Linked DNA regions of Homo sapiens: region 2 is linked to region 1. A link is a contact called in ENCODE Hi-C or POLR2A ChIA-PET data. All regions are on one chromosome and are shown on one strand. The core of a region is the stretch at or near the end of the contact, and the rest is flanking DNA. Distances in the headings are between cores, read along the strand shown.

The links. A loop is a pair of places that touch in the nucleus more often than their neighbours do. ChIA-PET counts read pairs that join two places held with the same protein, here RNA polymerase II (POLR2A). Pooled maps may share reads with other maps.
Region 2: a pooled map shows a loop between it and region 1 (2.0-fold over the local background). The contact joins two enhancer-like sites. A Hi-C loop is called at or near these places in 1 of 50 pooled maps. POLR2A ChIA-PET finds 5 or more read pairs at or near these places in 2 of 52 experiments (H1 and WTC11).

The regions. Positions count from the first base shown.
Region 1 is chr1:228,792,875-228,795,590 of GRCh38, reverse strand. No RefSeq gene overlaps it. Among named protein-coding and RNA genes, the nearest start is that of RHOU, 59 kb to the right of the region's middle. Within about 2 kb of position 1,335, at least 2 of the 41 ENCODE cell types and tissues checked have a DNase peak (open chromatin) inside an H3K27ac peak, as active enhancers do.
Region 2 is chr1:229,136,179-229,138,992 of GRCh38, reverse strand. All of the region lies in intron 1 of LINC02815 (long intergenic non-protein coding RNA 2815), which reads left to right. Among named protein-coding and RNA genes, the nearest start is that of LINC02815, 17 kb to the left of the region's middle. Within about 2 kb of position 1,537, at least 2 of the 41 ENCODE cell types and tissues checked have a DNase peak (open chromatin) inside an H3K27ac peak, as active enhancers do.

The sequences.
Region 1 (2,716 bases), core at 86-2,585:
ATGCAATGCTATACGATTTTAGGTGCAAATGACCTGGCATTATCAGGCCCCAAGGTTACTGCTTGAGTCCCTTGAAGCTAGCAGTCTGGTATTGCACTCCCGTACTGTCTAGGGATCCCTGGACCTTTAGGGTATCTTGAGGGGTGGGGGTCCTGGCCTGTGGCACTGGCTGGAGGTCTTGGTGAGTCCAAGTCACCTGACTGCAGAAAAAACAGAGCTTGCAGAAGGCCGTTCCTCCATTCCTACCTTGCAAGTGGCTTTGGGATCTAGATTGCCTATTTCAGGGCCTATTTATAAGCAAATTTCTTAGATGGAATTTTTTATGCCTCAAAATTTCAAAGGATTTTTAGTCAATTAATATCTTCCACCACCCTACTAGATGGTTTCTGGTTGCAGTGGGAGAGAGACAGAATGACACAGCCTACAGTGGATTTCTTCAAAGATGCTCAGGAATTAGAGAATCTGTTTCCCCACCTCCGTTTCCTTTCTGGTCCTGTTTTCAGAGCTCCTTCCCACGCTATCAGACACATGCTGGCTTATCATTGCCTTTGACAACTAGCTCAGTACCCGGTAGATGACTGAAAAGAAGTGAAATCTGCTGTCGCTTTCGATATGTGTGATTGGGCTTCTGTCCCCAGGACCCCACTGAGACACTGAGAACCACCCAACCCTACTGACACTTTTCCACTGAGATCTCACTCCCATCCCCACCTCCACTGCTCTCTTAGTTCAGGTCTCAGTCACCTCTTAACCTGTATGTCTTCTGTAATCTCCAAAGTGATGATGTTCTTGACTCCAGTATGGGTCTCTCCAATCCATTCTGTCTTTTACTCCCAGGAAGGTATAACTAATTGCCAACCCTGACTGTAGCAAGCTGAATTACAGCCCCCAAATATATGCAGGTCCTAATCCCTGAAGCCTATAAATGTGAGCTTATATGGAAAAAGGGGTTTTGCAAATGAGTTAAGAATCTTGAGATGTGGAGATAAGCTTGAACCATGGCCCTAAATGCCATCACAAGTATCTTTATAAGAGGGAGGAAGGGGGAGATCACAGTGAAAGAAGGAGGCGATGTCACCACAGAGGGATAGTTTGAAGTGTTGTGGCCACAAGCCAACAACCACCAGAAGATGGAAAAGGCTACAAACAGATTCTTCCCTAGAGCCCCTAGAGGCTGTGCAGCCCTGCTCACACCTGGATTTAAGACTTTTGACTTTCAGAATTGTGAGAAAATAAATTTCTCTTGTTTTGAGTCACTCCATTTGTGGTTTGGCACAGGAAACTCACAAATGAGCAAAAATCCTGTTGCTCCAAACTACAAAGCCCTCAGTAGTCTGAACCATGAACATTCTTCAAACTCATGTCTCTCTCTGCCCCTTACTTCATCCTTCATCCTTGGCCATACTTACTCTACCAGCTCTGTGGGAGCTCCTAGTCCTTCCTCTCTCTGAAACTCTCCGATGGTTCACCTTGTGGACACCTGCACATAGCTCCTGTCTGGTCTTGAAAGTCATCACCTTTCTGAAGCCATGGAAGTCTGTTCCCACCTGTTCAATATGTTTGATTTTTAGTTCTCTGTGTAACCTACAATTTATTCCACTTGTCTATTTATGTTTTTATCTTCTACTAGACTGGAGGATCCTTACAGGCAGGGACTGAACCTGATTTACTTCTGATAACCCTATTCCTGGTATAGCAATTGTCATATAGTGGAAGGCTAGTAAATGTTTTAATGTTTAATGTTTAAATAAAATCACTTCTGTGCAACAATTTTATACAGATGTTCATTCCTCCTCCTTCTTCTTCAAAAATCCTCCTCTGACTCTAGCACACATTCCCCGTTTTGTCCACTGTGATTTTTGTGATTGTCTTTCCTCATTCTTCTTCCCTGGAATTTCATGTCATATCCACCTCAAATGGCATTGCCTATAGGTCAATTTTCAGTTTTCCTTCTCTTTTAGCTCTCCCATGTATGGTCTTTTTGAGTAATTTTGGTCATTCTTCTATGTCTTCGGCTTCTAAACATGGTTCCTTCCTCTCCTCTGAACTCTTTCCTACCTGCCCACTGGAAATCTCTGCACGGATGTCCCACAGACACTTTTAGCCTAACATGTCAAAAACAGTTTTCTCCTCTTCTTCCCTCCCTATTAATCTGGACAAGAAGGGCCCCTGGGCTAGAGTTCTGGAAGCCAAGGTAGGAAACAAGAAGAGTAGGATGAAGCAGAGCAGAAGCCGAAGGCCTTGGAGTCAAGAGCACCCAGTGCCAATGTCATGGGATTGTTCAGATTAAACTTTTCTTTGAAAGGCCTCGGCATAGATGCAGAAACCAGACAGGAGACCACAACCAAGACACCAAACCAGGCCACCAGGGAGGGCTGTGCAGGAAGGAAACAGTGCACAAAAATGTTCTGCAGAGACAAAGCCTCCAGGGTCTTCTTATGGGGCACTCTAAGATGTCAGTTGGGGTAACATCCACTGCTACAATTCCTTTTTCCTTTTACTCAGCTGTTCACATTAGAAACCTCAAAGTTATTCTTTCTCTTACCTCTCCTTTAACCCACCCTGCTTAGCAGATTCTAGGTTAAAGGGAGCTCCTATTTTCTGTCCTTGGCCTCTGCTGCCCCATTTCCATTGTCTCTTCCTGTCTCCTGCCTGGGGCACTCAAAGACCTCCAAAGGCCACCCCCTCACCCCCCTTTACAGCCTCTTCCCACATC
Region 2 (2,814 bases), core at 288-2,787, 340 kb before region 1:
CATGGGGGAGGACTCATTTTCCACCAACTCTCCACAACAGGAAGGGCAAGGAAGCGCAGCCTGTGCCCAGAGGAGAGGGAAGGGGAGGGTGGCAGACCCGGGGTCCACCTCCTGGCCATAGGAGCAGGGCATGCTTTGGGTCATCAGTGCCGACAGGCAGAAACGTCTCTTGGATATGAGTAGGGTGCTGCCATCAATCAAGTTTCTCTGAAAGAGGTTGGTGCTTGCCACCAAGAACTTGCTCTGCAAGCATGGGCTCTCCTCCCGGTTCTCACCGTGGAAGCCATGCCCTGGGCTGATGGACTTGCTTTGCAATCCCTGCTGGTAGCAGGCAGCAGGCAAGCCTGGATAGCCTTGTCGCAGTCCCACTGCCCCCAGGCCTACAAGAAAAAACCCAGTAGCCACTACTGATCTCGGGGCTGTTTATTCCCAACTGGGCTCACTGATACCCAGAATTACAAGAGGCGGATGGAAAAAGTCTTGTCCTGAGTCTCAAAGTGATGCTGAGACCTCTTCTTCCCCCTATTTCTCTGACCTTGCTTGGGCAAGTTTCTGTCCCATCCCATTTTGTGTCTAACTTTAGCTTTATTTTGATTCTGGCAAATACATTTGCAAGGAATAGTGATTTACGATAAGAATTCCTTTTCTCCCTGGCATAGTAAACATGTAACCGGAGATGGTTATACCAGTGCATCAGTCAATTGCTCTGGTTGAGCTGGGAGGAAGGGCTGCATGGATATTCAGAAGGCTTAGAAGAGTGTGCAGGCAATAAACACCATCTCTGAGTCACAAAACACTGAGTACTAGGGAGGCATTTTGAACTCCTCTCTGTCCCTCCAGAGGATAGGGGAAGGCAGAACCATCACTATGTTGGCAGCCTTAGATTTTAGATTTTATTGCTTGATGGTGGCCGGTGTCAACTCTGCTTCTCAGAGTAAGTCTTCATACTGAATGGACAGTGAACACCTGAAAATGAGTGTTCTTATAAAATTGTCAGCTTGTAACATTTCCTGGCCCCCCATGCAACTACAGGCTCTGATATCTGGGACCATACTGACTGTCCAACCACGAACTTAGCCCTCTGAGTTTCTAAGACACCCTGATTAGCAGGTGGGCTCTGTGCTACATCTCTGCAGCAGCTGAGGTCTCATCTGCTTGTTGAGACTCCAGTCTCACACTTGGTCTCAGGACAACAAGCTCCCCTATATGCAAATGGCCCTACATGCTCCCAATGGGGTCTTGATTCCCTGATTTGCAATCCACATTCAATAACAGTAGCAAACATTTCCTGTGCACACATTGTGTGCCAGATATTGTTTGCTCCATACAAAGATGAATCAGACACAGATGCTATCCCCAAGGTGTACCTATTCTAGCTGGGGAGATAGATGGGTACATGGATGATTCCATTGCAGGGTAATAGAAGAAGAGGTGAGAACAGGACACTGCAGGAGCCTTCATTGTGACCCTAACCTAGATATGGGGGAAGGGTAGTAATCCAGAGAGGAGTTCCCAGAGGAAGTGAAACCCTCCCACACTATTCCTGCCACAGAAGCCCTGATTCAAATCTTGTCCAGATTAGCTGGGCACAGTGGCTCACACCTATAATCCCAGCACTTTAGGAGGCTGAGATAGTGGAAGGATCATTGAGCCTAGGAGTTTGAGATCAGCCTGGGCAACATAGTGAGACTCTATCTCTACAAAAAATTTAAAACATTAGCCAGCATGGTGGCATGCACCTGTGGTCTCAGCTACTTGGAAGGTTAAGGCGGGAGGATCACTTGAGTGTAGGAGGTCAAGGCTGCAGTGAGCCTTGATTACACCACTGCACTCCAGCCTGGGTGACAGAGTGAGACCCTGTCTCTAAAACAATAAAATAAAAACTGTTCCCCAGAGGCTGCTTCCTGTTCCGTTTCTGCTGCAGACGGCTGGGCCTTGCTCTTGATCAACAGCCCACGTAGACCTAAGATGCACCATTGCATGTGCCCTGCCTAGTACTGCTGGGGCTGGGCTGCAACCCCACACACAGCCACCAGCAGGGCCAGTTGGGAGCCTGGCCCACAGGTGCTTGTGGCTCTGGGTCCTTCCCTAGTAGCTTTGCTGGGATCCTCCTAACCAAGTGCATTTAAATGAAGGTAGGATCTTTTGTAAATTGTGGGTTCACCCCCATTCTCACTACACTCAAAGAATTCTACATCATTCCTGGTAATACAGATTTCTGTAATATATCTTAACTATTTTGGCCACTCCGTTCGGCACCGATGATGTCATATTGGTATTGTTCTACTCTTGACTTGCAGTGGGCTGGTTTTTGAGTATCTAGTATATGCTTCCAAGTGCTACAAAAACAGATTCTCAGGAGGCAAAGAGGAACAGCCTTGGCTGGCTGAGGGGATGGATGGTCCTCTTGCTGCCTTTGAAAAAACCTGTCCTTAAGAGCTCTTAGCCTGCCTGCTGGGGAAGTGTGGTGGCCCAGCCATCCTGACTATGGTATGGCCAGATGTTTTTTGAGAACAAAGGGATGTGGATTTTGGTGCAATTTCAGTAGGTTAGAAGTACAGAATTAAAATACCTAATTGAAAAATCAAACAAATGAATCTTTTTCTTTGATAAGAACCCATTCATGACAATTGTGACTTCTGTGTAATGCTCTATTCTTTCATTACTTTAATTCTTCACCAAACTGAGACTTGATCTGTTTAACCCACTTGGAAATTGAATCACGGCTTGCCTTGCAGTACTTTTTCCATTTATAAACTTTGTCTCTGTAATAGATGATTGAGGCCTTGAGGACTGTGTCCTGCTTCTTTTTAT